Linked DNA regions of Homo sapiens: region 1 is linked to region 2. A link is a contact called in ENCODE Hi-C or POLR2A ChIA-PET data. All regions are on one chromosome and are shown on one strand. The core of a region is the stretch at or near the end of the contact, and the rest is flanking DNA. Distances in the headings are between cores, read along the strand shown.

What was found. A loop is a pair of places that touch in the nucleus more often than their neighbours do. ChIA-PET counts read pairs that join two places held with the same protein, here RNA polymerase II (POLR2A). Pooled maps may share reads with other maps.
Region 1: a loop to region 2 is called in a pooled map, with 4 times the contacts of the local background. The contact joins the enhancer-like site here to the promoter of MIR22HG in region 2. A Hi-C loop is called at or near these places in 2 of 168 maps with a recorded cell type or tissue (PC-9 and ascending aorta), 8 of 37 single-sample maps with no recorded cell type and 18 of 50 pooled maps. POLR2A ChIA-PET finds 5 or more read pairs at or near these places in 5 of 52 experiments (A549, AG04450, MCF 10A and 2 more).

Annotation. Positions count from the first base shown.
Region 1 is chr17:1,472,095-1,476,439 of GRCh38, forward strand. It overlaps MYO1C (myosin IC), which reads right to left. Exons shown (of 32, transcript NM_001080779.2): 15 at 2,844-2,938; 16 at 2,718-2,764; 17 at 2,516-2,596; 18 at 29-134. Among named protein-coding and RNA genes, the nearest start is that of CRK, 18 kb to the left of the region's middle. RefSeq lists a silencer at 1,838-1,927 and enhancers at 2,738-2,867, 3,018-3,087. Within about 2 kb of position 1,882, at least 2 of the 41 ENCODE cell types and tissues checked have a DNase peak (open chromatin) inside an H3K27ac peak, as active enhancers do.
Region 2 is chr17:1,712,892-1,717,639 of GRCh38, forward strand. MIR22HG (MIR22 host gene) reads right to left here and starts at 3,319. Exons shown (of 3, transcript NR_028505.2): 1 at 3,239-3,319; 2 at 812-1,123. MIR22 (microRNA 22) reads right to left here and starts at 1,096; the gene lies at 1,012-1,096. It also overlaps a transcript of WDR81 not described here. RefSeq lists an enhancer at 3,466-4,107.

The DNA.
Region 1 (4,345 bases), core at 632-3,131, 240 kb before region 2:
CCCGAAGTCCCCCGTGGGAGGGGCCTACCGGGCTGTTTGGCATCATTGGGTTTGATGCAGCGGACGTAGGCGGGCTCCTTAGACTGCAGGATCTCCACCAGCTGCAGGAGGCTCATCTTGAACTGGGTGGCGACCTGGCGAGCCAAGAGGCATGGGAGGTTGGCCGGAGCTGGGCTAAAGCTGCTGACCCCAGCAGCGAGTACCCCACTCCCCTGGCTGGTGACGCGCGCAGCAGCCTCTGATTCTGCCTGGTCCTTACTCCTCCCACCACAGCTTCCTCGCAGCAGAGGAGGGGGCCAGACTCCACCCCTTACCCCTCTGGCTGGGCGAGAGACCTCAGTCTACGAGCCTCACTCCAGCCTAAAACTCCTGCTCAGGTCTCCCAGCAACCTCAGTGCTACACCTCCCTTTAGTGGCCCTTCTTTTTCTTTCTAGAACTTCAGGGCTGCGTTCCTAAACAGCATGTCCCATGCTACGCATTCAGCTAGTATCTGGGTATGCTGCTCTGCGGGACCTGGAAGGATCTCAGGCCTGGCGGAGGAGCACGCTCCTTGGCAAAGACTCACAATCCCGGTGTTCCGAGAGTAGCAGGTGTATGCCTGTGGGTTCTGAGAGCCCCACAAAGGGACAATTCATCCAGTCTGAGGGTTAGGGGGCACCAGGTGACGTCTTCTGGAAATGACGCTCTGCTGAGCTTTAAAGGATAAGGAGGAGGGGCGGGTGAAGTGGCTACAGGGAAGGACTGAGGGGGAGCTGCTAAGTACTCCGGCAAGATCCAGTGGCTGGACAAGGGAGACAAGGAGAGAAAAGAACGAGGGGGCCGGAGCCGGGCGCGGTGGCTCACGCCTGTCATCCCAGCACTTTGGGAGGCCGAGGCGGGCGGATCACCTGAGGTCAGGAGTTTAAGACTAGCCTGGCCAACATGGTGAAACCCCATCTCTACAAAAATAAAAAAATTAGCCGGGCACGATGGCGGGTACCTGTAATCCCAGCTACTCGTGAGTGTGAAGTGGGAGAATGGCGTGAGCCCAGGAGGCAGAGGTTGCAGTGAGCCGAGATCGCGCCACTGCACTCCAGCCTGGGTGACAGAGCGAGACTCCGTCTCAAAAACAAAAACAAAAACAAAAAAGGGGATGACACCCAGGTTTCTGGCCTGGGGGACTGGGTCAAAGAAGGAGAAAGCCTGGAGGGGCAGACCAAGGGCCCGTTTGTTATAGACCAGTGGGATCTAGGGTGCCCTGGGGCCACCTAGGGGAAGAGGATGAGATACACGAGTCTGTGGCTTGCTGGAGAGGCCTGGGCGGGAGGGTGTGTAGGCATCCTCAGCAGGGAGACGCTAGGGCCGGGAGGATGTGGTGCTTCGGGAGAGGGTGGGGTGGACGGCAGCAGCGGGCAGGGGCACAGTGAGCCACACCCTGGGCAGCATGTCGCCTGCATGCCCTCCCTGCCAGGCAGTCTGGCTTCCACCTCCCTATGGACTCACTGACCTCACTCTTCTGGGGCTCCCCTGACCCTCTTTTTGCCAAGCCCAACAGCCGTACCTCCGCCTTCAGCTCGCTGGAGCCCTCCCTGCATCTGGCACCCTGGCCATGCCTGCCTTTCCCCCGGTCCTTCTCCTTGATGCCATCGCTTTCCTGCTCACCTCATGGCCTTTTTAGACTCTCTGTGTCTGGACTGGGCCCTCACTATAGGTTCATCTGACATTCCCAAGTCATCTCCAATGCTTCCTCCTCCAGGGAGCCTCCCCAACCCCTCACCCCTTCCGCCCCGTCAGGCCGTTTGCTGTTCCCTCTTCTAAGTTTGCAAAGCACCCTGTGCACATGTTGCTGCAGGCACACCCACTCATTGTGGTACCTCAGTGCCTGGCAGTGTCTGCTATAAATGTCTGCTGAGTGGGTAGACACATGACAGCAACCGCACAGAGGCAGCTGTCAACATATGGGCACCCACAGAGACAGACGTACACAAGGATTCCCCTACAGACACAGCCCACACTGAAGACACACGACTCCACTATAGACACAGCACACACACACAAGTAGGCAAACAGGGACAGGCGTGGTGGCTCACACCGGTAATCCTAACACTTTGGGAGGCCGAGGCAGGTGGATCACCCGAGGTCAGGAGTTTGAGACCAGCCAGGCCAACATGGTGAAACCCCATCTCTACTTAAAATACAAAAAATTAGCCGGGCATGGTGGCAGGCGCCTGTAATCCCAGCTACTCAGGAGACTGAGGCAGGAGAATCGCTTGAACCAGGGAGGTGGAGGTTGCAGTGAGCCCAGATTGCGCCACTGCACTCCAGCCTGGGCAACAGAGCGAGACCCTGTCTCAAAAAAAAAAAAAAAAAAAAAAAGTAGGCAAAGAGGCACCTAAGGCAGCCCCCTACAGACACCTGCAGATGTGCACGGGCTCACACGCGTTCACACGCACGCTGCCAGCTCCCAGGCTCACACAGGCCCTCATGCACACTCAGGCGCATGCACCCCTGCGCCCGGTCCCGCCACCTCCTCACCGTCTCTGGCCGCTTCTTGTCACTGAGCTCGCTCCGGTCAAAGCACTGGCTCATAATGGGATTCTTTGAGCTACACATGGTCTGTGTGGGCAGAGCCGGGGTCAGGGTGGGGCACAGGGACAGGCAGGACAGGCTCCTGGACACAGGTGCAGAGCTGTGGGCTATCCCCACCCCCACCCCGGCCTCCCCACGTCCTCCTCACCTCCTTAAGGTTCCGGAAGAGAAGGTCATTGTTTTTGTCCAGAAACCCTGGGAGGGGAGAACCGACGTGAGGTGAGACAGAGCCTCCCCGCAGGCCCCTGTGGGGACACAGCCCCAGGATCCTCACCGGTCACGCTGTAGGTCACCTCCCCCGCATAGTGCAGAAGGCGGAATTCCCCTCGGCCCAGAGATTTCCTGGTCCGCTGGTCAGCCAGCTTGTGCCTGGGGGTGACAGGGAGGAAGCTGCAGATGGCTGCCGGCCTGAGCCAAGCCCTCTGCCTGCTGAAAGGGCCTCAGGAGCAGGAACCAGCTGCCCAGGTGCACCCCAGGCCGGGCACAGTGGCTCACGGCTGTAATCCCAGCAGTTGGGGAGGCCGAGGTGGGTAGATCACAAAGTCAGTACTTCGAGACCAGCTTGGTCAATATGGTGAAACCCCATCTCTACCAAAAATACAAAAATTAGCCAGGCGTGGTGGTGGGCGCCTGTAGTCCCAGCTACTCAGGAGGCTGACAAAGGAGAATCGCTTGAACCTGGGAGGCAGAGGTTGCAGTGAGCCGAGATGGTGCCACTACACTCCAAAAAAAAAAGAGCAGGTGCACCCCCAGGGCTGGGTCACTGAGGCAGGCCAGGCAGGGCCAGTGGCCTCCCTGATCAGAGCGGACCATGGAGGCTCAGAGAGGTAGATGGCCTTGGCCAGGGCCACACAGTGCCAGGACCGGGACCTGGGCCTCCTGACGGCCAGGGTACGCTGCAGGGAGGGAAACTCTCGTTGCTTCGGCCGCTGCGGGCTCTGCTCAGAAGGGGTGGTGAGCTGCGCACTACTTTTCAGAATGGAATCTGCTGCCCCAAGAGAGCACTTAAGTCTTAGGCGTGTTTATACCCTTTCACCCATTTGCTTTTAAGAACTATTTCAAGCAGCTAACCAGAGACACGGACAAAGATTGAAGGCACGGAGATGTTTGTGGCAGCCTTGTGATTCCAGCAGAAACCTGGGAGGCTGGCCAGGGGCCCCGAAGGGCTGGGTGAGAGAGGGGAGTATCTGTGGGTCAGAACCGCTCCAGGAAGTGTTCTGAGGAAAATGTTGTTTGATGATACGGGAAAATGTGCAGGATATTTACCCTGAGCCTTATACACAAGTTCTCGACTACGAAAAAAAATGCATAGAAAAAGGCAGGAGGGAAATGCCTCACACAGTTAACAGCCATGGCCTTTGGGCGACGGGATCACAGGTGGCTTTTGCGCACATTCCAACTTTGCTGTAATAAGCAATATTATTTTTATAATCAGGAACAAGTTTTTAGTATTTATTATTTAATGAATCAGGCAGCCCCTAAACCCGAATAGATTCAGAGAGACTCCTAGAAACAAGTCTTTTTTTTTTTTTTGAGACGGAGTCTCACTCTGTCATCCAGGCTGGAGTGCAGTGGCACCATCTCAGCTCACTGCAAGCTCCGCCCCCCAGGTTCAAGCAATTCTCCTAGCTCCCAAGTAGCTGGAATTATAGGTGCCCACTACCACGCCTGACTAATTTTTGTAGTTTTAATAGAGATAGGGTTTCACCATGTTGGCCAGGCTGGTCTTGAATTCCTGACCTCAGGTGATCTCTGCCCACCTAGGCCTCCCACAGT
Region 2 (4,748 bases), core at 2,069-4,568:
CTTCCTGTAGCCGCTAGGTGAGAATGGATCAGGGCTGGAGGTGGCAGGTTTACACTCACTGCCTGATATCTGGAAGGAGGTCACATCCCACAACCCACCTCCCCTACTTGCTGCAGGGGAGAATTTCCTGTCTGCACAGGCCTGAGCTGGGGATCACATACCACCTTGGAAAGCAAAGTGAGGAAAGAAACAGAGTAGCAGCAGTTAGAATCCCACCAAGGGGCTGCTGTCCTGCTTTGGATATCAGGGGAAGCCTTGGGCCACCCTTGCATGGGGGGAAGTCACGGAGAGGCGAGCTCTTACTAGCTCCTCGCATTGGTCTAACTCTAACCCCCTCCTCCAGCTTCCCATTCCCCACCCAGCTTCTGGGTGATGGTATCAGGGATGGGGGAGGGACAACAGCTTCTGTGAAAAGGTGTTTTGTTTCCACCCACAGCAGGGGGAGAGCCCGGGTTCTGAGTCAACCCAGATGGGCTTCTGATTCCCTCATGCACACTCATCTGTGTGACTGCCCATCTCACAGGTGGAGAAACTGAGACAGGAGGTCTAAGGGTCTCAGATACAGGTAAGTGCCCAGGAATCTAGAGTCTGGGCCAGCCTAAGGAAATGCAGGGAAAAGTAAGAGCAGAAGGATGACTCCTCACGCCTGGGTTTAGTATCACTTTTCCCTGAAGAGTGAGCTTACTTTTGGACCTCATCTGGAAAGGCCAGTGGGGAAGAATGAAAGATACGGAAGGAGGGTCAAGAAGGAAGTCGGGGAGACAGAGTGTTCTCTCCACTTCTTCCCACTGTCACACAAAGACCAACTAACCTTGGGTTGTTTGAGCCTTCTACTCCTCAATCCAGCCAGTGTCTCTAATCTAAAACCGCTCCTTGCTGGGCCAATCTGGGCAAAGGCTCTCCAACTTGCCCAAAACGTATCATCCACCCTGCTGTTCGGACCTTCCCAGCCCATTTCTGTCACCTTCCAGATGATGGGGAAAGCAGCTCCTCCTCCTCCTCGAAGCCAGGGGCAGAGGGCAACAGTTCTTCAACTGGCAGCTTTAGCTGGGTCAGGACATAAAGCTTGCCACTGAAGAACTACTGCGGCTCAGCCAGGTGAGGGCGTGAGAGGAACAGGCTCCTAAGGGAAAGGGAGGGAAAATGGGAAAGATCTGAGCAGGGCATGTTGCTGCAACGCTGACCCACTCGCTGGCCATCAGGGTCCTGCCCCAGTAGACCTCTGAGATTCTAATGCAGGGCTGCAGCTCTGATCTGGGCCCGCGGAAGCTGTTAACCTCGCTGAGCAGCAAGAGGTGGCTGTAAACAGACTTCCCTTGCTCTTCTTTCCAGAACTGGAGTCTAGAGAAACCCAGTCCTGCTCTCACCCTCCCCTGCCCTAGCGGCCCCTGGGGGCCCAGCCTCCTCAGCATTCAGACAGGGTGGGGCCCGGGACCCTGGACACACCCCACCAGCACGCAGGTACTAGAAGTGTGGTACCTCAGGTCCAGAAATGTGAGTTCAGTGATCAGCCCAACTGACTTGTTCCCAGGGAGTTCAGCTGGAAGGAGAGTTCTGGGGGCCTGGATTGGGGAAGAGTGAGGAAGGGAGGAGGCCTAGCGTTTGAAAGAAGGTCAGCAGAGGCCCCCGGGGCTGTGAGGGGCGGACAGGGGACCACAGGCTGGAGAGGAGGGAGGTATCGGCAGGGTGGCCGGGGCTGTGAGGGGCGGGCAGGGGACCACAGGCTGGAGGGGAGGGAGGTATGGGCAGGGTGGCTGGGCAGCTTCCCCAGGACTCTCAGATGCCAGGCATTCCGCTTGCGCATTCCGGGTACATCTGGTATGAATTCCAGGCTGTCTGCCGGCCCCTCCATGTCTGAACTTTGTTCCAAGTTCCAAGCCCCGCCCCCACAGTTCCAACGCATGAATCAGCAGGAAAAGCCGGGCCCTGCAGCATGGCCCAGGGAGGGGGCTGGGGGCGTGGCAGGCTCGGGGGATGTGAGCTGGGGAGGGCGGGTCCGTGCTGACACTCAGTCCAAGGGCATGGCCCACGCCAGGCTGAGGGGCCAAGGCGGTCTTGCCTTGGAATTTCTATACTCAGAGGGTAAGAAAGATTGGGGGATACGGGGTGCGGTTCAAATTCCGAAACCCTCTTGGGAGGCATGAACTTTGTGTATCTTCCTTCCCCTGGGTGACCAGTCCAACTCCGTCCGACCTTCCTCTGTCTGAGATAGCTCTGTTCAACCCAGAGGACTCAGCAGCTGCTGAGAGTCTGTGCCAAGCAGGTGCCCTTGGCTGCAGGGCGGGGTGGGCCCAGGGCACTGACCCTCTGACCAGCTGCTCCATCAACCCTCTGGCACTCTGACAGCTCCTAGCCCAATCTGACAGCCAGGATGACAGGCCAAAGGAGTTGGAGGCTGGAACCAGGGCCGGAGGGAGGTGGGGGTGACAGCCTCGCCGGAGGCCATGGGGAGGGGCCAAGAGTTGGCCGAGAGGTGGGGAGAGAGGCAGCCCAGTGATGACTAACCCAGGCGCCCCACCCAGCCAGCCGGCTTCCCAGGCAGTCAGGGCCAGGCCTGGGCTAGGGGCCTCACAATCGGACAGGCTGGGGGGAGGTGCAGAGGTGACCTTCTCTCGGCCCAAGACGGCCAGTTAGTCTGGGGAGCGGGGGTTAGAGTTTCCAGGCCCTCCTCTTGCCCTCTTCCCCCCGCCCAACCACGGTGAAACCCTAACCTTTGGGTTGCATAAGGCCCCGGCACCGCCGCCCCCTACTCCTCTCCCCTCCCCCCTTACATAACATCCCCTGGAGAGAACGAGAGGAGGGGCCGGCCCGCCCAGCGACCCCTTCCCTGCCAGGGCGCTGAACTGGCCCTGACCCAGTGAACGCCGGCAGAGGCAAAGCACCTCCTCGCCGCCCGCTCGGGGGGTCCAGACCCTCCCCAGGCTAGATGGCCGGCCCCTGTATCCTCAGACCGGGGGCCGCCGGGTGAGCCGCCCCCGGCCCTCCGGCCCCTCGGCTCTCCCCCCGCCCCCCGCCACTCCGCCAGCCCTTCCGCCACGACTCCCGTCCCAGACTCTTTCCTCGTAGCTCCTGACACACTAACCCGGCCAGTCCAGGCCCCTCTCCCCGAGGCGCCCCTGCCCCCGCCGCCCCTTCTCCTCCCGGAAGGGCTGGGTGTGGCCGCCCGGACCCCACTTTCACCCTCCATCCCGTTACCGCGGCTCCCCGCTGCGTGACCGGGTCGCCAGCTCACACCCACCTGGTGCTGGGTGTGGGGGTTGCTGCACGAGGGGGAGCAAATCACTGCGTCCGCTCCCCACGGCCGGCGGCGCTGTCTCTTCTCGGCACCCAGCACACACCGGCTCCAGGCTCCGATCAGCTGGCGGCGTCGTGACGCACGAGCTGCGAATGCACGGCCCGGGGCCAATCACCGCCCACTGCTGGGCAACGTGGCCCCGCCCACCCGGGGGCCGACGGGGCCTCGCCCTGGTCCCGCCTCTCCGGGCGCCCTGGCTCTGATTGGCAAGGAGGCCACCCTTTTGCCGGGCGGAATTGCACGAAGCCACGCCCACCCACTGAGGAGCCGGCCAATAGACGGACAGGTGTGGCCCAGCCCTCCGCGTCAGCGACCCGCTTAGAAAAGCGCTACGTCAAACGAGAGTCCTAAAGAGCAGGCGAAAGCCACGGCGTCTGCGTTTGCAATGCATGCTGGTCCGTGTAGTTCTCAGCCTGACACCGTCGTTCCCAGAACCCAGCGCGCTCTGTGAGTTGGCATTTTTAAACTGAGCTCGGAATCCAGCCCGGGGAAGTCCTTAAAGGGCGACAGCCCCTCCTTGTTGGAGTCGTGAGTGCTTCTTTTAGACATTCCCCAAACTGACTCGCCGGCCTCTGCGGGACGCTATAGCTCTTTAAGGAAAGGTGGAGCGGACCAAGGAGCAGGAGTGGGCAGAGCGTCAGCCCCCAGGGCAGCAGAGACTGCCGTTGGAGAGCTCTCCAGGGTTTTTGGAGGAGGGAGGGTGCTCGCCTCGCCCAGCCCACTCCTCCTGGGGGCTCTTCCTAACCACAGGAGGCTTTTTTTCTTGGATGTCTCTTCCCAGTCCCAGAAGAGCCCCCAGAGCCTCCCAAGAGGTAGCTTTCTAACAAAAGATTCATAGCACAGTCCTCACCTTAGGGTAGAGGGAGGGCTTCTGGTCAGAAATTAGGGGATGGGCCATGCCAAAGTGCAAAGGGTCAGCAATCGCATCCTCTGATTAACCCCCATTCAGTCCCGCCCTCCAAAGCTCTTCACTGACTCAGGCCTACTTAGGGAAGAGATTCGAAGGTGGAGACCAATGAGCAGGCTGCTCCTTCCCCAGGGGCCAATCAGAGTCTAGATGAGCGGGGGATGGGCAAAAAGTGAAATGAACCCAGTGACTTGGCAAAAGCTGCTGGTCGGCGTTTTTAAAGGGGCAAGCCGGAGACCTGCCCTACCTTATCAATCCCCGCAAGTCCCCCAAAGAGGAACATGTGGACTGAAATCCATGCCTTTTCCTTCAGCTCCAAATAGGGGCTGAGGGTAACTAAGCAGGAATGATGAGGCTGGAGGGTGAGATCCTTCCTTCTGTTAAATACGCACTCCATCAGGTAATTGATAAGGTTCACTTGGAGCTCCAAAATTCTGAGCCTGCGTTCAGGACATTGCGCCTTTAAGGAAACTTCCTGCCTTGCGCCCCAGTAACAGCTGATTGTTGGAAAGTGTGACCTCTGGGGACGAATCAGCTGTTACCACA